2 separate regions of the Mus musculus genome follow, and region 1 is linked to region 2. The links are chromatin loops, found by intact Hi-C in ENCODE. Cell type or tissue: heart. All regions are shown on one strand. Each heading gives the region's core, and the rest is flanking DNA. Links, peaks and the distances in the headings are about the cores only. Region 1 overlaps Ada (adenosine deaminase). Region 2 holds the start of Ccn5 (cellular communication network factor 5).

Evidence for each region. Hi-C counts contacts between places; a loop is a spot of excess contacts. Peaks named below come from ENCODE experiments on the same cell type or tissue, not always from the same donor. Only the 100,000 strongest peaks of a DNase experiment are listed, where the experiment ranks them.
Region 1: a loop joins it to region 2, with 2.5 times the contacts of the local background. A loop is called at or near these places in 3 of 42 quality-filtered maps.

The regions. Positions count from the first base shown.
Region 1 is chr2:163,726,008-163,736,822 of GRCm38, reverse strand. It overlaps Ada (adenosine deaminase), which reads left to right. Exons shown (of 12, transcript NM_007398.4): 3 at 1,352-1,474; 4 at 3,826-3,969; 5 at 4,451-4,566; 6 at 5,591-5,718; 7 at 6,271-6,342; 8 at 6,424-6,525; 9 at 6,747-6,811; 10 at 8,577-8,706; 11 at 9,180-9,279; 12 at 9,775-10,252. The coding sequence ends at 9,263. Pkig (protein kinase inhibitor, gamma) reads right to left here. Exons shown (of 4, transcript NM_001039391.2): 4 at 10,665-10,815. Among named protein-coding and RNA genes, the nearest start is that of Ada, 19 kb to the left of the region's middle. In heart, for the core only: a CTCF peak has its summit at 4,590 (motif pointing left); a DNase peak (open chromatin) is centred at 4,612.
Region 2 is chr2:163,815,312-163,826,126 of GRCm38, reverse strand. Ccn5 (cellular communication network factor 5) reads right to left here and starts at 5,293. Exons shown (of 5, transcript NM_016873.2): 1 at 5,018-5,293; 2 at 4,746-4,838; 3 at 770-986. The coding sequence starts at 4,805. In heart, for the core only: no CTCF peak of the experiment used is centred there; DNase peaks (open chromatin) are centred at 2,146, 5,336 and 7,848; H3K4me3 peaks cover 768 bases; H3K27ac peaks cover 555 bases; H3K27me3 peaks cover 2,003 bases.

The sequences.
Region 1 (10,815 bases), core at 1,053-9,052, 88 kb after region 2:
AGGGCTGCAGTCTGACCATTGTTTCTAAACACAGTTACCAGTGTGTCCCTCTGAAGGCTCCCCAGGATCACCATGGCTGGATGTGGCTATAGGAGGGTGACTCTGAGGCAATCTGGCCCGCAGCAAAAAGTTTAATCTGGAGGGACCAGGTGGATATTCGGAACCTCCCCCTTTGTGCTAGGACCATAGCAGAGGGAGGTACTGTATTCCCACAGTGCATGATGGGAACCTAGCAGGACTGGTGAGGATTCGTGACTCACAAGCCCGAGCAGGAGACATGGGTGTCTCCTACTGGAAAATTCCAGGAATGTGGGCTTATTTTATTTTATTTCATTGTGGTGCTGGGAATGGAACCCAGTGCCTTCTGCATGCTATGAAGCTACAGTCTAAGCCCCTCAATAGCTTACACACACACACACACAATAATAACAACAATAGTGATGATAAAATAGAAGAAACCAAGGCCTAGAGGGATCCAATGGGCTGGATCTGAATCAGAGTGGGCGGAGACCTCAGTGCATGCGCAGGAGGAGGAAACCTCCCCAAGTTCACACCAGCTTCTGCAGTCCATGGGGAGGCAGAGACCCTGATGCAGGAAGAAGACTCCAAGGCAGAGGTGGTGGTGCTGGATTGGGGGCGGGGTGGGAGGGAATTATGACGCTGCACAGTAGCTATTGTGTCTGATAGCTTCTGTCTGGGCATATGTCCAACTGCCTCTGCCTGCCCCTGGACCTGATGAGGAAGTCACGGGCTTGCCCCGGTACTCACCCTGTTAGTCCCTTGAGATGAAGTGACTTGTCTGGCTATTCCACCCCAAATGCATTTAATCCTGGAAGTCAAGCAGAGCTGGGCCTGGTTGTTCTTGGATGGGAGATGAGTGACTTTTTTTTTTTTTCATGGCTTCTGGTTAGAAGTTTTTGGCGGTGGGGGGAGCTCTGCTCTGTTCTCTATGCCTTGGAGTTCGGAGTCCGCACCCATCCCATGGGAGGAGGTAGATGGAAGGATCCCCTGTTTCTTACTGGGGCTTCCAGTCTGTTCCATGCTGCCCTGGGGGGCCAGGCTGGATCCCGCCCTGGCATCTCACTGTTTTCATTTGTTTTTGGTTTTGTTTTTAAATGCATGTATTTTAAAAAATTCATTTTATGTGTTGCTAGTGTTTTGCCCCCAAGTATATGTGTAACACACACATGCCTGATGCCAGCAAAGGAGGCCTGAAGGCATTGGATCCCCTGGAATTAGAGTTACAGCTGGTCATGGGCCTCCATGTGGGTCTCGTCTTCTGCAAGAACAGCCAGTGTGCTCTTACCCACCAAGCCCTGGTGCAGCCCCTCACCCTTGACTTTATTTTTAGGAAGAGAGGCATCGCCCTCCCGGCAGATACAGTGGAGGAGCTGCGCAACATTATCGGCATGGACAAGCCCCTCTCGCTCCCAGGCTTCCTGGCCAAGTTTGACTACTACATGCCTGTGATTGCGTAAGTTGCTCCCCAACCCTTGTGCCCCACAGTAGCATCCATCCCTATAACCAAGGTCAGGCCTGAGCTGCTGCTGTACAAGGCACTCTGCACCTCTAACCCTGCTTCTTACCATAGTGTGCACATGAGCCGACCTCTCCTGTGCCTTTGGGCTCCTGATCTCATTCCGTCCAGAGGTGGCTTCTGTCTCAGGGCAGAGGAGGCTCTGCTTGCTGAAGCCCCGTGCTGGCCGGGCTATCTAGGATGTCCTGTTCAGAATTCACTGCTCTTTAGACCCATGCCACCATTCCAGATCTCATAGAAAGAGCCCTAGTCTTAAGGTAAACTGAGGCATGGGTGCAGAACAGGGAAGGGTCTAAGCCAGGTCCCTCATTCCCCAGGCTAGAGCTTTGGAAGGGAGACCCTGGAGTGGGACATGGAAGTGGAGTTGGGTCTTTCTTTGATGTCTTGAGTCACTGGGTGAGTGAAGACCATTACTAGTCTCTGAGAAGGCCCAGGAATGGTCACTAGAGAGTGCCAGAGAAAGGACTCATGACTGGAAATCTAAGCCAGCCTTCTGACCCAAATAAACCAACCTTTCTCCACATCTCTCAGAGCAAACACCAAAATCCACAGGACAGGTGTACAAGCCCTACAACTTTGAGCTCCTGCTTTCATGGGTGCTGACTCCTCCCCCACCCCACCCCACCCCCACCTCAGATCCTCTGTCCCTGTTCTCTCAACCTGCACCACTGTTCTCTAAAAGCCCACGGTTTGTCTTCTGCAGGTGGGGTCTTTCTGGCCGTGCTGTGGCAGGCCACATGGCCTCCTAGCTTTACCTGTATCGGTAGCATTCCTATGTCACAGATTGTATGTTTTCCCCCTATTTACACCTGGCTTCCCTGTCACGAGGCAATGGAAAGGCAGGGATCCTAGCTCCTGTTCACTGTCTAGTAGGAGTCTTGGCCCAGCATGAGGGCTCAATACCCACTTGAAGGACGGATCAGACTGTAGATAGCTATGTGAGAGCTGTGGGGGGATGGAGCTAGGAAAGACAGTGAGCAAGCTCCCCGCTATGGCAGAGCTGAGACCCGATCCTCCCTCACCCATGGAACCCACTCCTAGGAGTGACTCCACTGCCTCAGAGACAGGCCCTCTCTTCTCCCCCAAGGGCTGTCGGGGGCACTTGCTTGCCTTCTCTACATTGGAGGGAGTCCTAACTAGGCCCATCCACTAGCATTTGATCACTGCCACAGAGGCCTTCACAGGTAACTTGTGCCTTGCTCATGGAGTCCACACTCGACAGCAACAGCAATTAAAACCCTTCCGGGCTGTGTCTGATCACTTCTTGGCCTTTTGGCTGAGACCAAGGGTAGCATTTGTCTGCCTGTCCAACTGCCGGCCTGGGTGAGGTTTCGGATGCTCCCTTCCCTTACAGTAACCCTCATCAAAGGGTAATTGACTAGCCAGGATCACACAGACTTCATAGTGAGTCCATGACTGGAGACCAAGTCCTCCCATCCCAGCGTCCCTCTGGATTCACCATTTAGCTTCCCTGCCAGCCTTCCGTCCATTATTCATCTAATATATGGCTACTGTGTCCTAGGCACTTCCCTTGGCTGAGGTATCACAGCCATGACAAGATAGACAAAGAGATCCTTGTCTCATAGGAGCCAAGGGGAGATGTGATATAGCCCCTAAAAAAAGCATGTGGCATCTAATGTCAAGTGGGGATTGAGGCGTGGGGAAAGGATGCTGAGGGGAGGTGGTTTGAGGAGGCCCGGGCAGAGGGCCTTAAGCTGGCATTAGGTGGGGGCAGGTGGAGTGCAGGAGGCTGGAGCAAAGGGGAGACCACGACCCAAAGTCCTGAGGTGGGAGGGACAAGCTCAAGGGTCCTTGGCCAGAGGAAGACTGTGCAGTGCAGCACAAGGCGCCAAGGAAGCTGGTGACTGTGACATTTGGGCTGGCATGGAGTCAGAGCTATACAACTGGCAGGCATGGGGGCTCAGAAGAGAAGAATGAACTTTGGTTTCACACACACACACACACACACACACACACACACACACACACACACACCATTTTTTAAATCACTCTCACTGCTTTGTGGAGAGTGGAGTACTTTGGGACAAACTGGTCGACATGCCTGTTAGAGGCAAAGTGGTCACACAAGGGTAAGGGGGTCAGAATGAGTTTGTAGTTCAAACGTACAGCTTCCCGGGAGGCTTGGCTCTCATGGGCAGGTGCCCAGGCATTGAGAGCCTGTGAGCTGGAAACAGGCTGGCTCGGAGGACAGTTGTAGTTACCTCGTTGGCTACTAGAGCTCCCAAGGAGCTGAGGAAGGTTGCCAACCTGTGTTCTTCCCTTCCCAGGGGCTGCAGAGAGGCCATCAAGAGGATCGCCTACGAGTTTGTGGAGATGAAGGCAAAGGAGGGCGTGGTCTATGTGGAAGTGCGCTATAGCCCACACCTGCTGGCCAATTCCAAGGTGGACCCAATGCCCTGGAACCAGACTGAGTGAGTGACATCACTGGAGGGGGCTGTGCTGAGCGGGGCTCTGAGCTGAGGATGGAGTGCTTAGAGCCCTGGCCTGGTCCATGGACTCAGAGCGACTCAGCTCAGTCCTAAGTGCACGATCCCTATTCCTCTGCTTGAGGCTGTGTCTCTCCCCTAAGTGAATACTAGCTAGTTGCCATGACTCTGCCTGGCTTAGCCGGTGACTTCCAAAGTCATTTGCTCAATGAATGAGTCTGGCCCGTTGCGGTCTTCTGGTCGACCCCTTGCACCTTTAAGTCTCTTGAACCCCCTATTCCTTCCCTCTGAGCCATGATTCTGATACACCACATGGGAAGTGGGAATTGAACAGGCCCAAATTCAATCCCCTCTCCATCTAGAAATAGAAAGGGCTGTGTGACGTCACTACATCCCTGCTCCAGTTCCATGGCTGCCCATGGTCTTCCCTTGGCCTAAAGTCCTCCCTCTTCCTCTCTCCACACAGAGGGGACGTCACCCCTGATGACGTTGTGGATCTTGTGAACCAGGGCCTGCAGGAGGGAGAGCAAGCATTTGGCATCAAGGTCCGGTCCATTCTGTGCTGCATGCGCCACCAGCCCAGTGAGTACCGCCGCACCCTGCTGGCTGCCTGGCCTAGAACAAGGCTGGACCGACTATCCCAGCGTCCCCCACCTCGTATTTCTAGAGTTTTCTAAAAAACACCTGTGAACTTTTGGTGACTCTGGTGAGTCTCCTTAACAGGAAATCTGGGACTTGACAGCCACGTGATCCACAGGAAGCTCACAGCCAAAGGAACCTAAACAATAGGAAAACGTGTAATACCATTTAAGACTTATGGTCTGGCCCTGCCTTATCTGGGCCATAAAGACTCTTGATGGGTCTGATTTCTGAGGTATCCGGGGGTCCTCCCCCACTACCGGTCAAGTCTCCAAGGCTCAACCTGCAGAGCCCTTTCTGTGACCCAGGGCAGGTCACATCACCCCTCGTGAGCTCTTTCACACAGTGTCTGGTGATGGTCACACTCACTTCTTGCCCCCACCCTAAGGATTAGTGGGAACCAAAGCCCCGGGCTGATGTTAGGTTACAGGGTCTGTTATAATAGGGCATGGCCTGTCTGTCTCTTCATTAACCCTCAGTGTAGCCTGGGGACTGAACTCAGGTCATTAGGCTTAGGGCTTTAACTGCTGAGCCATCTTGTTGGCCCACATCATAATAACTTTATGAGGCTCCTAATATAAAAGTGCATGATGCATTAGAAATAAACGAATATTCCCATGAATTATATTCTAGGCTAAATGTTAGGCTCTGATTTCCTATCTTCTCAGTGGGGTAAGTATGCCATGGGAGTTGGTAAGCGCCACTGGTCTAGCCTGTCCATCACTTACTGAACCCAGCCCACGTCAGCAGACACTCGCCATGACCTTGTGCAGTGGTTGGTGGTGTCCCTCTGGGAAAGGGCACTCTGAGGCATGGGTGAGGAGGACACAGCAGTCAGGATATGAAGACAAGACACTGGATCTTATATCTTCTCTGGCCTCAGATGAGGAATTAGGGCAGCCAGTGGGTGGCTGGCAGGCCCTACTCCATCCCTGTTTGATGTGGCCCCGTTGGACCTCTCTTGCAGGCTGGTCCCTTGAGGTGTTGGAGCTGTGTAAGAAGTACAATCAGAAGACCGTGGTGGCTATGGACTTGGCTGGGGATGAGACCATTGAAGGAAGTAGCCTCTTCCCAGGCCACGTGGAAGCCTATGAGGTGGGCCTGAGAAGGGGAGGGTGGCCCTGGGGGAGCTTGGGTAGTAAGCTTGGGGTCTTCTGAATCCTTAGATATGTCTTGGTTGGGGCTCTGGACTTAAAACAGGACATTACCTAAAGCCCCACTAGGTGTTGGGAGAGTTATGTTTGAGTCTGCATCTGCCTATGTATTCCTGTGTGACCTTGGACAGGGCTGCTTTTTATCTGGACCTCATTGCCTTGATTCTAAACTTCTTGTTAGGCCTTGGTCATGTTAACTTGGCTTTCTTGAGCTCCGCCCTAAAGCAGTGTAATAGCATTTGCTTTGGACTATTAGACAATGTGTTTAAACCCTTCAAACAGCATCAGTGCACAGAAGCTACAGAGTAAAACGTTTCCACTCTACTCCTGACTTGGGAAACTAGACCACACTGTCCTATACACTTCTTCAAGTAGCCTAGCCTGATTCTGGGGACAGTGACACTTGCCAAAAGTCAGACCCCTAAATGTGGCAGAGACAGAGCTCGCTAGGGTCCTCTCAGAGCCACGCCCAAACTGTCTCTTCCCCTTCCAGGGCGCAGTAAAGAATGGCATTCATCGGACCGTCCACGCTGGCGAGGTGGGCTCTCCTGAGGTTGTGCGTGAGGTAAGGAGCCAGTGACCCCGGGCCTCTTCTTCCTGATTCTGTTCCTGTCCCTGGACTCACCTCCTCTCTGCTTCTCCACAGGCTGTGGACATCCTCAAGACAGAGAGGGTGGGACATGGTTATCACACCATCGAGGATGAAGCTCTCTACAACAGACTACTGAAAGAAAACATGCACTTTGAGGTGAGACGCCAAGGCAGAGAGAGTGAGCTCTGGCTACCCCGTGCCTTTCAGACAGAGGCAGGACAGGCAGGCTGAGTGGGAGTGGCCACATGGTGGAGGTTTCGTGGGGCTTGAGGCAATGAAGCACTAAAGCTATCCAGAATAGAACCTCAGCAGGTGGCTCAGCCCTGACCAGTCTGGCCCCGGGCCCACTATGCCAGCCACACACCTGCCCCTTGCAGGTCTGCCCCTGGTCCAGCTACCTCACAGGCGCCTGGGATCCCAAAACGACGCATGCGGTTGTTCGGTGAGATCTGGTTCCTGGGACCCATTTGGTTTTGATCTGGAAAGGAAGGGGAGGGGATGGGGACCTGACCATCCTGGTTCTTAGTCATGGAGTCACTCTGACTGGCTGGGAAGCAGGCATTGCTGTCCTTGTCCAACAACTGAGGACCGTGAAGCTCAGATGTGCCAACCTGACTCCTCACCCACTGACTAACAGAGCTGGGCCCCATTGCCCATCGGCCATGAGTGTCTACCTTCTTGTTACTCGACTCTGACTTTTGGGCTGCGGGAAGATGCGTCTCATCTGTCTGGATGTTCACTCTTATTGATGCAGCCAGGTGTCCCCTGAAGGCCAGCTTGAAAGCTTTTCCCTAGAGCACCTTGCCCATGCTACCTGACTCCCATCAGCAACTAAAAACAAGGCCTTCCTGGCCAATGACCTTATCAGGCTTCAGGAGGAGAACAAAGTTGTCTTTTCCCAAGGCAGGATAGAGGTGGGCTGCCAATGGCCAGGACAGCACTGGTCTGTCAGCTACACTTACACAGATGGAAGGACTGTGCTCTTATAACAAGAGGCTCGTGGGCTTTCTTAGTGTGCATGGTGCCTGTGGAATGGCTCAATGGTCACTCTAGGAGGCACACAAGCCTATTGCACACAGGCTGGGGAAGGGTCGAATCATCTGCGCAAATACAAAGGTTGAAGAGCAAAGACTCTGGGAGATGGTGGATCAAGATGAGGAGGGAAGAGAACCTGTAACAGTGACAGGCAGAAACAGAAGGAAAGCCAAAGACCTGTCAAGGTGCCCAGGGCTGGGAGACACCTCAGTGGATAAGGGAGCTTGCCGTGCAAGCGTGAGACCAGGGTTCAGACTGCTAGCACCCACATAAAAAGCCAGGCATGGCCGTGCACACCTGTGACCTTAGCACTAGGGAGGGGAGTGGAGACAGGAGGATTGCTGGCCTCAAAATAGTGAGCTTCAGGTTCCATGAGAGTCCCTATCTCAAAGAAGTAAGGTGAGGACTATCAGAGAAAGACACCCAATGTCTTCCTCCAGCTCCATGCACTCCTGAACACACACACAAAAACCACAAAAACCAAAGTTGCAAATGACTTTTTTAAAAAGTATGGGGTCAGAGATATCCAGGTATAATGCTTTGAGAAAAGTCAAGTGTCAAATTCTGGGACTGGTGAGATGGCTCAGTAGGTAAAGGTGCTTTCCTCAGAGCGTGACAACCTGAGTTTGATCCCAGGAACCTATATGGTAGAAACAGGAAAGCGACGGCCATAAATTGTCCTTTGACCTCCAATCTCATGCCCCATGGCATGCTTAAATAAATAAGAATTTGAAAGCGTTGAAAACTGCTCTCCGAGCAAGGAAGGTTGGAGCTGCCAGAAACCAGTCAAGTTCAACAAGATGGAGGGCAGGGTTGTGCCAGGAAGTTTCCATGCTGTATTGGAAGAGCCTTGTGGCAAGGGACTGAGGACTGACTAGGAGAGGAGGGTAGGATGCTAGCCATGCTCCACCACTGAGAGGGGGAAGGCTAGAGAGCATGGTAGCTTAAGGCTGTCACCGTCTCCCTGTCACCTCAGGCTGTTCTGCCTCTGCCTCTGAGCTGGCTTTTCCCAGTTTTATAAATGTTTCCTCTTTAATACGAGAATGCAACCCTTTGTGTTGTCTAAGGTTGTATAAAGATGGAAGAGGGAGGTGGTGGAAGGGCAGTGATGGTTCTTGGAGTGAAGAGGCTCTCTCTCTCTCTCTTTTCTTCCTGCCTGGCCCCTCCCCCAGCTTCAAGAATGATAAGGCCAACTACTCACTCAACACAGACGACCCCCTCATCTTCAAGTCCACCCTAGACACTGACTACCAGATGACCAAGAAAGACATGGGCTTCACTGAGGAGGAGTTCAAGCGACTGGTGAGTATGTGTGAGCTATGAGCCTGACACTGGCCCAGGTGTGTGTGTGTGTGTATATGTGTGTGTGTGTGCGCGCGCGCGCGCGCGTGCACACACACGCACGTGAGTGCATATATTGTGTGTAGATTGCCTAGAACCTCTGGAGACCAAGAATGGGTTGGCCTGACATGCCAAGCTCAGCCTAGTACCAAAAGCCTTCCACAGAGATGCCTTGGCAGTAGCATGCTGGCTGAGGGACCAGGCAACTTAGCCTTTGCTTGGGTTGAGCCCCTTAGAAGACCCCTCTCCCAAGACAGGTCTGACTGTGGACGTTTTTGTGACATTTAGGTTGGTTGTAGGCTCAGACCTTGGTCTTGGGTTCTGATGTCCTGAGTGAGTCCCTGCAAGGATCTGTTTCCCCCACTATGATGCCCTTGCCCTTGCTAACAGGGCTGCTTCCTTCCTTGTCCTGACTCCATGTTTCCCCCTTCTAGAACATCAACGCAGCGAAGTCAAGCTTCCTCCCAGAGGAAGAGAAGAAGGAACTTCTGGAACGGCTCTACAGAGAATACCAATAGCCACCACAGACTGACGGTACGCTTGTGCAGGGCGCAATAACCACCCCACCACACTGTCCCTCCTTAACTCTGTGCGATTGTGGCAGAAGTCCTTGGGCAGGAGCACACCTCTGCAGGGTTACAGCCACCACCCTATGCTGTCCCTCCACAACTTTCTGTGTGGCTTGTAGCAGAAATCTTTCCCAGAGTAGGGACAGCCCTGAAAAAATGGAGACTGTCTGGCTTCTGGGCACAGTGCTCAGCTTCTTGTCAGGGTGGCTATTTCCTGATCATTATGCAGGATAGGCTCGGGCAGCCTGGAGTGTGACTTGAACAGCAGTTGGCCCAGTCCCAGTTCCATGAGTCCCTTTATTTCCTTATGGCCTTGGCAAGCCACACATTCCCTTGCTTGAAGCCCGTCTTGCTGTCTATGGAAGGAAGTTATTACTCTCTGGCCCGGATTTCTGTGCTTTCTACCATGCCTTACATGTCATGAGACCTGACCTTTCTATTTCTCTGACTTGACCAGCAGGGCGGGTCCCCTGAAGATGGCAAGGCCACTTCTCTGAGCCTCATCCTGTGGATAAAGTCTTTACAACTCTGACATATTGACCTTCATTCCTTCCAGACCTTGGAGAGGCCAGGTCTGTCCTCTGATTGGATATCCTGGCTAGGTCCCAGGGGACTTGACAATCATGCACATGAATTGAAAACCTTCCTTCTAAAGCTAAAATTATGGTGTTCAATAAAGCAGCTGGTGACTGGTATCTTGCAGCACATGGTGAATATGGTCTCGGGGCTGCTGGCTAGGATGCTAAGAAAGGAGGAGCCCTGGGCCCTACGCTGAGTGTCAGGCTGGGGAGCCAGGGTCTCTTTCCTGCAGAAGCGATTCTTTCCCAGAGGGGCTGTTGGAGCAGATGCTCCTGAACTCTCCGCCCCTTTAACCAGTCCTTTGGATTTATTTTTATTATTTTTAAATATTTAATTATGTTTATGTATATGGGTGTTTTGCCTGCTTGTATGTATATGCATCATGTGTGCCTGGTGCCAGAGGTCAGAAAAGGGTACCACCTCCCCTGGTACTGGAATTTAGGTAGTTCTAACCCACCATGTGCCCATGTGCCCACCAGTGGACAGCAAGTGAGAGCCGACTCTCTCTTCCTACCCTGTCAGCCCCAGGGATGAACTCAGGCTGCCAGGCTGGGTAGTAAGTCTCTACCCACTGAGCATCTCACAGGCCCTTTTCAGGCTGTGGCAGGTGTGGGCTGTGGGTGGGTGAGGTGAGGAAGGACTCATGAGATGCCACATGAGGGGTTGTGCTGGTCACCACAGGATAGAGGGCAGCAGTGGGGCCCTGCAGGGTGAGGATGTGGGGATGCAGAGCCCAGCTGTGCAGTTGATAGTTAAAAGAAAAGATCATAAGCCAGTCACACAAACCACCAGCATTTATTTCCTGGGCCTAAGTATCAGTCTCTTGGTACAAAGGGCAAAGAATTGGTCAGTTAGTTTTGAGTCCAAATCCTTTCCCAAAACTGGATCTGTGAGGCTCCATGAGGAAACTTAGAGCTGCATA
Region 2 (10,815 bases), core at 1,928-9,927:
GGGAGACTGCTGCTAAAGGTCAGGCCACAAAGAGCTTCTCAGCAGCAGTGGCCCTGGGATCTGAAACCAAGCCCTGCCCCAAAGTGTCAGAGGACACCCAGGCCTGAGAGAGTGGTGAGGAATGTCATACAACCAGTGCCACCAGAAAACAGCATGGCGTGTGTGTGTGTGTGTGTGTGTGTGTGTGTGTGTGTGTGTGTGTATGACAGCATGGTGTGTGTGTGTGTGTGTGTGTGTGTGTGTGTGTGTGTGTGTGTGTATGACAACATGGAGAGAGAAGCTTAAGGCTCCCAGTCCCAGCTATGGAGGGAGTAGACTGTTACTTAAATCTGTTCAGAGACGGAATAGGCTGTAGGGCATTGAGCATGCTAGCTAACATCTTTGAGCCTCGGTTTCCCTTTTTGTAAAACTTGTGAAAGAGGACAAGTGCCCGGCACTGCTTGGGCACACACCATGCCCCACGTGACGCCTGTGCACCCTTGCTCTCCACGGGGCTGTATATGGGTAGCTGTTGGCCCAGCTCTGGAAGCTGGCTATGATGTGGATGTGTGCGGATGGAGGTCACCATCAGGACAGTTCCAGCAGAGGCCGAGGGAAGAAACAGGGAGCGGGCCTTTGGGTCACCAGTTGAGCTGAATAAACCTAGCACCTAAAGTAAGGTGAAAGAGATAGAGAGAGAGTAGGCTCCATTTTGTCTCTGGATCCCATGGCCTTGACCCCCCAGCCTCCTCCCTGCCCACACACACACTGGTCTAGCAAACCTGCTTACAGAGGCACACAGCACCACGGCCACTGGGGCCTGCCCCAGGCTGACAAACCAGGCCCTGGCTGGGGTCGCAGACATGCAGGTGGTCGCAGGACTCCCCCAGCCTCCGTGCACACACTCGACAGCAGCCACAGCCATCCAGCACCAGGGGTACCCCCGGTGGGCACTGGGGTGGTGTCCAAGGACAGGCACAGGGTGCTGGGCACAGCTGGGCATACACCTGGGGAGACAGAAACCTCACTCAGTTTTGGCTATCATGGAAGGTATGGAAACTCCCACGACTGGTCACTTCTCTGCCAAACCAGACAGTGTGGGATCCTTAGCTCAGCCTCCGTGTCACGCAGAACGGGTCTTCAGCCTGAGCCATCCCACGGTGCTCCTAAGAGGCAGCATGGCACTGACCTTGAGCAAGGACCCAGGTCAGAGTCTCAGTCCTAGGCTCTGTCTTGTTGGCAGCGTAGCCTGAGAGCTCCTTTAACTCTCCAAGCCTGAGTCTCCTCGTTTGTAGAAGGGGGACAGGAAATGATGTCACTAACCCCTGAGCGTGGGTAGGAGGTCATTAATATGGCTGGCTTTTTGCTTGTTTGTTTATTTTTGGGGTGCACATGTATGTGTCGTGTGCAGGTGTTTATGTGAAAATATGAAGACATCAACATCAGGTAGAGGAATTTATCACTCTCTACCTTCTATTTTTCAGGCAGAGTATCTCACCAAGCCTGACCATCATCAGTTGGTTAGGCTGCCTAACCAAGTGAACTTGAGGCTCTGCCCATTGCTGGCCACTCCACTATGGAGGGTTCAGATGTGTCCCACTGTGTGTGGCTGCTACACGTGGGTGCTGGGGCACGATCTCATGTCCTCAAACTTGCACTGAGAGCATTTTACCCCAACAAACAATCTCCTTGCCTTCCCAAATGTGGCTAACTCCGGTGGCCATCTTGGCTATGTGCTCACGGGAGGGCAGGTACAAAAGCCTGAGAGTGATACCAAGGGAAGAGTGTGTTCTTACCCCTCGGACTTGAGAAGTCAAACAGAACACGTCACTTCCCGGTCTTGACACAGCCCACCATGCTTCCCAGCCTTAAGTGCACAATCAGATTAGCCAGGAAAGGGCAATACAGATTCCCAGGCCTCCTCTGGGACTCACGAAACTAGAAGTCACGGAGGCAGGACCTGTGATCTATTTAATAGGCTGTCTAGAAGCGTCTAAGAACCATCTAGGTCCACAGCCCCTCTGGCCCAGCCCACCCCAGCTCTCCACCCCCATATCACTCCACTCCACCACCACCGCTCCGCTCTCAGCACCCTGCACGAATGGGAAATTTGACTCCGCATGGAGGAGGAGCAGGGGGGAGTGACTGCCAATAGTCAGATCTGGGAGCCATGCCACGCCCACCTCACTGCTGTGGACTCTCGGCCCCAGAGGAGGACACTTCTGAAAGAGGCAAAAACTGAGCCAGGGCCTCCGTACCCATTCATCGCAGGGTTTCACCCCAGTGCTACAACTGCGCCTTTCACCCAAGACAGAAATACACAAATGAAGTTCCAGAAGCCATGAGCTCCCGAAAGGGTGGGCACCAAGAGGGAGGGAGATAGCACTCAAGATGTTCCAGACTGCCTACCCTACCAGTGAACGATCAATCTTTAACAGGAATAGAAGGCCTTATATGGAGGATTTGTGATTTAGGAAAAGAAAACTAAAGACCCCAGACCTCTTGATGGGATCAAGGAAACAGTGATCTGTTTACCGCCGCCCCATCCTGCCCACCCCTGGATCCAGAGTCTCAAAAACAAACAAAAAACAAAACAAAACAAAACAAAAATAAACAAAAAACAAAAAACAAAAAAACCTGCTCTCCAGGGCCCGCAGTTCTCACTCTGGCCAGCAGAGGCCGCCCCAGAGTTGCTGCTTGTCCCTAGCCAGTGAGTGAGTGAGTGGTTCCCACCTAAGGCAGGACACCCTGCAGAATTTCAGGTTCCAGAGGGTTCCTGGACCAGCAGCCTCTGAGAGCTTGCCATGAGCATGCACTGTCACCTCTCCAAGCCTCCTGTGTAATCTCAACATGGAATATAAGACATTCTTGGGTAACTCACTTGCAGTTGTCTTGAGAAGAAAGAGGCAGACTTTCAGAGCAAGGGTCTGACTCCCTTGGCTGAGCAGAACTGGCCAAAGACAAAACGAGCCTTCTACTGAGCCGGAGTCCTGCTGCAGGCTCTCGGTAGTTTCTGGCTTCTTCAGGTCCTGACTCCAAGAAAAGCCACTAATGATACCCTTACGTTGAGTGCTGTGTGCACAAGCTTTCCCTTTAGCCCTTTCCTACGAGGTATGGGCTTCGTGTCTGACTTAAAGATGATGAAATAACCCTTGGGAGACTGAGGCAGAAGAATTTTGAAGTTAGCCTGAGCTACATAGTGAGTTCCAGGCCAGCCTGGGCTACAGAGTGACACATTGTTTCAGAATAAACTCCAAAACAGTGAGGACAAAGCAGGTCAAAATCAAGTGATAAATATCTGGAAAGCAGTGGGACAAGATGAGAATTCAGCTTGGTGGGAAGGCAGAGCCCGCACTTAACTCTTGAGCCTGCTGTTCCCCCAGGGACTCCGTTAGCACCTGAACCTCAGCCTCAGCCTCTGTCCTCAGTTCAAGGACAGTAAGTAGGCAGGGCAGGTGCTCTTGCTTAGCCTATGGAAGCAGCAGCCCCTCTGGCATCCTCCTCTCCTCCACCTTTGCTAGCCATTCTGTCCCCATATTCAAGCTGTCTCACTTGCTTTGGTCTCCCCAGACTAAGTAACTAAGTCTCTGGTCGCTGTCAGACCCTGATCAACATCGCTTCGCTGTTTCCAGGTTCCTTCCTCCTGCCCCAGTCCAGAGCCTGGAGCCCACAGCCTGCCTGGAAGATCCAGAATTCCATCCCCCGGGAAGGCTGTGGCCTCAGGTCCTCTCCATGACTACATCCCAGATGCCAATCAACTTCCCAGGACCAGGAAAGAATGGCTTCATAAATGTCACACCAGTGGCCAATCTAGGGCAGCTCTTCCTCAGCCCTTCAGAACCCTCCCCTCCCGGGGCCCAGGAGACCACCCAAGCTACCCTCTCCAGCACCATGTTCTGCTCAACACCTTTCAAGACTGGAAGCCAGTTGGTCCCAGGGAGGGAGATGTTTATACTCAACACTGCATTGGCTCAAGGCCTTAACTCGGTGATACTGGGAACTTAACATTTAGTGTGAGGTATTGCTCAGGTTAGGGTAGAGAGACACAGACTAGGGTTTCCTCCAGACACACCTATGTCTGCCCCAGGCTCCACCATGCAACTCTTCTATTGTTCTTTTTCTTTGCTGTGTGGCTTTGGGCACATTGCTTACCCTCTCTGAGTCTCCTTTGATCAAAACAGGACAATTTGTTATAAGACTGTTATAAATGTGCAAACGGAACTACTCACAAGCCAATTAAAAGATGCCCAATGTGAACCAAGGGACAAGGACATTTGCCACAGAGATGTCTCCTGCTCTCTCTGACCAGGGCCAGAGGTCACTGACTGCCTGAGGGCTAGCATGTTGTACCCTCATGGACTGTACTTTGCAATCAGACCCCAGCATCAACCTCTGTCCTGGTTCAGAGCTACACAGCACTCACATTTGTTTTAGTTTCTATGACACTGGAGGATCCCACTGTCCTCTTTTAGACACTCATCTAGGTCCAGGACCTATGCTATCTTCTGTGGATGCAGTTCTCCTTAGTGGTCTCCCCAGAAGCTTCATGAACATTGTACCCATTCAACTGAGGCTGAAGCTCAGAAAGGGTAGGACACTTGTCTGAGGTCACACAGCCGAACTTGCATGCCCAGAGAGGGAAGCAAGCCTGGGCACAGAGACCAGACTGTATCCAGTATAGGGTCTTTCCAAGAGTTCTAAGTTGTGACCATATATCTGTCCCACCACCCAGAATTCTGCTGTCATTCAAGACCAGGATGCCTTACCATTGAGAGAATGCAGAGGAAGGAAATGGCCAGAAGATGGATCAGTGGGTTGCCCCTCATGTCACCGTGTCCCTTGTGGAGCCAGCTTCAAACCTGGGAAGCAAGACCCGAGTCTTTTTTTATGTTCTGGAGGGAATGAGGTTCCTTCTAGGTGCATACAGAGAAAGAGAAAACGACAGACAGACAGACAGACAGACACACACACACACACACACACACACATTTATAGTCCTTACACCGGTTTCCATAGTCCCAGGAATAAGCCCAGTTACCTGAGGCCGAGGAGGCCACCAAGAAGGTGTCTGACAGTGTGTGAAGCCCAAGCCACCGCAAGTGCCAAGAGTTTAGGACAGGAGCCTGACAGGAGCCTCTCAGCTCCTCAGTTCCCAGCAAGAAAGACCTCCATCCCAAGCTACTGCCACAGCAGCTGCAGCCTCGCCAAGGCCCCTGTCCCAGCCCGGGGTCCTCTGGAGATCAGGAGCGTCTGTCAAATGCTCTGCAGATCTGACCCACGGTGTCCTGAGCCCTGAAGCTCAAGCTCTGGGCAGCCCAGACCCAGCCTGTGGTTTCTGGCAGGGAGACTGGCAGCCACCCAGAGGTGGGTGTGACCCAGAGCAGAGCTTCCCTGGCAGCCTGTCTGCTCTTGGCAACCAAGAGCCTCCCTATCCTCCTGGGCTCTGAAGGTGGCCTAGGGTGGCCAAGCCTAAGCAGACTGAGCCTACTGTGTGCTGGCACTTGCTGGTCTCTGCTGATCTGACTGAGCAAAATTGTCTTTGTTGGATTCTACCAGCTCTGAGGGGTTCTGCAGACCTGGAGACACAGCACAGACCTGGGGACCAGAGCCTGGGGCATGGGGTAGTAATGAAAAGTGTAAGGACCCCCTCCCTTGTTCAGACAAAGAGTGAGATACAACTTCTGAGGGAGATGCCAATTCTGAAAGCTAACAAGGCTCTGCGGTAGAATGTTCCAGAGGGAACAGCATGATCAAATGTCTGGAGGAGGGACCTAACATAGTAGCCTGGCATACTCAGTACAGAAGGTATCTAGTGGGCATGTGGCTTCCTGGGCACTGGACTGGGCAGGAATACGCAGAGAATAAAACACAGGATTCACATCACCAACTGTATCCATTGGGTACAGGGGATGTCCCTAAGGTCCTATCAACGAGTGTTGGGTAGAAGGACATGGGATTTAAAGATCAGGGTGTAGGGCTGGAGAGATGGCTCAGTGGTTAAGAGCACTGACTGCTCTTCCAGAGATCCCGAGTTCAATTCCTAGCAACCACATGGTGGCTCACAACCATCTGTAATGGAATCCGATGCCCTCTTCTGGTGTGTCTGAAGACTGCAACAGTGTACCCATATACATAAAATACTTAAATAAATAAATCTTTTTAAAAAAAATCAGGGTGTAGAGACATCTGCTGTGTTATATGTAGAAGCATCATCTGTCAATAAAAGGCTGATTGGCCAATGAGCTGAGGCAGGAAATAGAAGGCGGGACATCTTGGGGGGGGGGCGGTTGATTCTGGGATAAAGTCAGAAACAGGGTCTTAGGTGCTTAGAGAAGGCTGTGGCTCCCAACACCTCCACCAGTTACAGTGCAACACACCCATGAGCCCAGATCACAGGGGGCTAGCCTGGGCTACAAAGCAAGCCCCTATCTCAAAAGAAAACAAACCTGGAGGCTATATGCTCCCTCCGAGTCACATACAGACTCTGCCTACCACTGTGGGTAGAAGACAAATATCTAGCAAATAAGTCTATATGACCTGAGGGCCTGAGGGAGAAATGGCATGGCCACCTTGGGTCCTTGCTGTCTGTAGTTCCCTGCTTGATCCTTTCTATGTTTATCGAGACTAGACTATGCCACACGCAGGCATGACACCAGCGAGACTGGAAAGGCAGACCGCAGTCATTTGGTTAGGTAGCGTGGGCAGAGGTACGGCACACAGGACCTGAATCAGGCAGGTGTGGAGTGAGACGCCGCTGAGTTTTGGGGCTGGCACGCTGAAGTGGTGAATGGACGGCTGTTGGTACGCAGTCAACTCTGAGCCAGACTTGACACCCTGTCTTGGGTGCTCACCCGCTCCATGGCCGCACGGAAACTCTCTCAGACAGACCTACACAACGTCCACACTGATAATTGTCTATCTCCTGCCACTATCTCCAAGACCTGAGTTTGTGTAAGACAGTGATGTGCTCAGCTTGGCAGCCAGGCAAGGCTATGTGGCTAGCTTCCTGTTGTGAGTTACGCAAAAGCATTGGGTGCAAATTCTGAGACTGGTCCCTAAAGGGAAGGCCTTTCTTTTTGTCACTCTGACACTCCTTTCTTCCTCTGCTTCTGGTCAAAGGTGGGATAGTGATGTTCGTGGCTGCCTTGTACCATGGAGGTACCTTGAAGACAGGTCTCATATACAGAGGGAGGCATAAAAGAAGGAGATTGGAGCCAGGCAAGGGCAAGCATGCATGTCATCCCTGTATCTTTAAGGCTGAGGCAGGAGGATAATGAGTTTAAGTTTAGCTTGAGTTATATAGAAAGACCCTGACTCATAGACAAAAAGGAGAGGATGTATCCCTTATGGTGCCTAGAGCTACATATGTGTCCTGGATACTCCTTATAGATTTAATGTACATAATTAAGGGGGCAATAATATGTCCATATATATACATATGTATTAATATGTAACCAGTGTCTTTAATATGTATATATGTATATAGTCCCATAGACCCTCCTATTTGAGCTGACATGAGTTTGAGTATTCCTGGTTAGTTACTGTTGATGTAAAAACACCATTTTGTTGTTGGTGGTGGTGGTGGTGTCTGCATACCTGGAAGCCATGCTCAGTCCCACTCATTGCTATTCCATACTCCATCCCTGCCTGTTGATTTGTCTAACCTTGTCTCTCTCCTGCTAGAATGGCATCTTTACTGGCCTTGCTGTCTGGCTCCAGGCCTCAGACCACAGCAGCAGTGTCTGCTCTTCTCGCCTTTTCCGGGTCCTTCAGAACATACATAGATGCAGCTTTTGGTTATGAAAAGCTCTGTGAGATTAAAGTTCTTCTTTTCCCTGAAGACCGAGGACCTCATCCAAGAGCCGAGTCTGCTCCAGGCGTCATGAACACTGGGCTATTTTCCTCCCTTGATCCTCTGAGGCAAATATGCTGGCGAGTTCTCTGTGGTTGGTGTTTTCTCTGGGATAAACTTCCTGATAGCGAGGGAATGTGATTATTTTAACCTTGCTGGATTCAGCCAGTATTTTATTTAGTGTCTCCATCTGTTCATAAATGAAATGGGCCTGTAACGTTCTTTCATGGGCTGCCTTATCTAGCTTTTGTAACGGCGGACATTTATCAAATAGCTCACTTGACAGGTTCCCCTCTCTTTCCCCGTCTCCCTTGTAACCTGTACAACATAGGGACTGTCTCCTGCAGTTCAGCAGGGATTTACCATCAGAGCCCTGGAGCTGCTGAGTTGAGGCTGGGAAGGTCTTGACTGCCATCAGATCTGGAAATATAATGCTTCAACTTCAATTCTCCACTAGTCCTTGGGCCGATCTTTTGGCATGTCAGTGTTTGCGTGTCTGTGTGCATGAGAGCAGACTTGCACACCAGGGGGTACAGGTGAGGAGGCCGCAGGTCAAGGTTGAGTTTCCTCCTCTGTGGCTCTCCACCTTTTTTTTGAGACAGGATCTCTCTCTGAACATACAGTTGATGCTTCGCTAGGCCAGGATCCTCCTGTCTCTGCCTTCCAGGTCTGGCATTATAGGTGTGTACTGCCAGACTCAGCGTTATTATATGAGGTTTGAGGATTCAAATTCAGGTTCTCACGCTTGCATCCAGTACCTACAGGGTCATTGTCCCCTCTTTAGGTTCCTTATACCTCTCTAAAAATTGCTTGTTTCCTCAGGTTTTAGGTTTTCAGATGTACAACTATATCACTGGTTCACGGTGGCCTTAAATTACTTAACTTCTAGGTCCAGGTTATTGCTACCATTTTGCTGTTTATTTTCTTTTACCTGGTTGGGAGCGGGATGCTGAGGTTGGAACCCAGGGATGTGGGTAAGTGCTCTGCCCCTGAGACACACATTCCAGCCCTGTCTCTACGTTGTACCTCTGGTCAGCCTGCTCGGGCATGTGTGTCTGCTATTAATTTGGTCTTGTTTTGATGAATTCTTTTGATCTCAAGCTTGTTGATTTGTTCACAGAATCTCCTGTTGCAGACAGCACATTCTGTTTGGCCCTTTGATGCTGACTTTGTCTGCATCTTAAGCAATATTATGTGGATCACAGAAAGGGGAATGGGCTCCCACCCCTCAACTGGAGGCTGCATCTCCATAATGGATGCCTCCCACTACCCTGTCATGATAGGAGGGACAGGTTAGGTCCCTCTGTGGCTTTCCTTCCACATGTTCTGCAGGCTAGGCAGGAATTCAAATATCCTGGCCCTGTGGTCCCAGGTGCTGTGTGACAGGCCCCCAGGGATAACTGTGGACTTAGATGGTTTACCAGTTGGCGGAAGGTTGAGCTGTCAGGGAGCAAGTGGGAAGTGACATACGCTCACAGAAGGGCTGGAGTGTGGTGGTCCCGGGGCACACATCTAGCATAGCACATATGCCTGTGTGAGCTGAGGTCCCAGAGCAAGGGGACGGCAAGAGGATGATACCAAGTATGTAGCTGCTGGCAAGCTGAGGGTCATGGTGGCACATGACAGGGCTTTGGAAACTGTACAGGACTTATTCAAAGCATGTTGGGGAAAGCCTAGCATGCAAGTGTCTAGATGAGTCAGTGTCTAGCCAGTCTTTGCTACTTTGTGGGGTCTTCTTTTCCCACCCTTTACCCTCCTCCCAGTTTCACCCTCTATCATTGGAGGAGAGAGAGAGAGAGAGAGAGAGAGAGAGAGAGAGAGAGAGAGATCCCTGAATCTAATTTCTTTCCTTTCGTCTCTTTAAGCACAACTACTAACAATCCACAACCACCATCCCCTCCCCAAAACAACCAACAACCACTAACGCCATTAGGCCCCAGCATTTATATACCCTCTGAAAAGTGCCCAGAATTCCATATGTCGCACAACCATAGAAACTATCTGCAGCTGGCAAAACCACGCTTCTACTAGAGCACGAGGCAAATCATAGTCACCTGCCGCAGGTTGTCTGAAGCAGCCATAGATCCCCAAACCTGGGATTAAAATGGAAGCACATTCTTGTAATATATGTCTGTGTTTTTAAAGAAGCCAAAAATTCCAGAATTCTCACATGTCAGTGAACTGAAGAAGCCAGGCTCCAATCCTGGCTTTGTCTTTGTGCACCTTTGGGCAAATCCTTTGACTTTCTTGGCCTCAGTTTCCTTATCCATAAAGTGGGTGAAAAGCAATTCCTTGCTTTCCAGCACCTCTAGCCCCAGAGGTCTATGTTTTATACACCTAGAAACCACTTATTTCCAGAAGGAAATCTCTGACCCAGAGAGGGGCTTGGAGGAAGGCCCTCAGCAGAGACCCACAGCACAACTCAGAATTCAGGATACTTTGCTAAGCTGGGACCAGCTGATCAGGGACCAAACCAGTGGGCTAGGTTATTCCTGTTCCACCTGAGAGCTCCTGCCTTTGTCAGAAGACCCCTAGCTCCAAGGAGACACTTCTCTGCTTGGTCCCTACAGGTGCCACTATCTGTCTACTACACCACTCATCTGTCCATTCTTCCACTTATGTCTGTCTGTCTGACCCATCTGTCCATCTATTTGTATATTCATCCACCCATTAATCCATCGATCCATCCATCTTCCATGTATTCATTCTAAAAACCCTGCCTGTACCAGCCATGCCTTGGTGTTAAAGAAGAAGGAAAAACAGGTCCCTGTCCACAGGGAGCCCATGGGGTCAGGGGACAGAGGCCAGCAGAGACAATTTCCACATAGTTAGTAGGGCATGCTAAGGAGGAAGGCAGGGAGACCTGAGCCTGCCTTGGAGGACGAGACACTGAATTTGGAAGCAAGTGTAGTGTCAGCGGGGTGATCTGAGCAGGATGAAGCGAGGCCTGGAGGTGGTGGGGTTGAATCTGGATGGAGCCATGA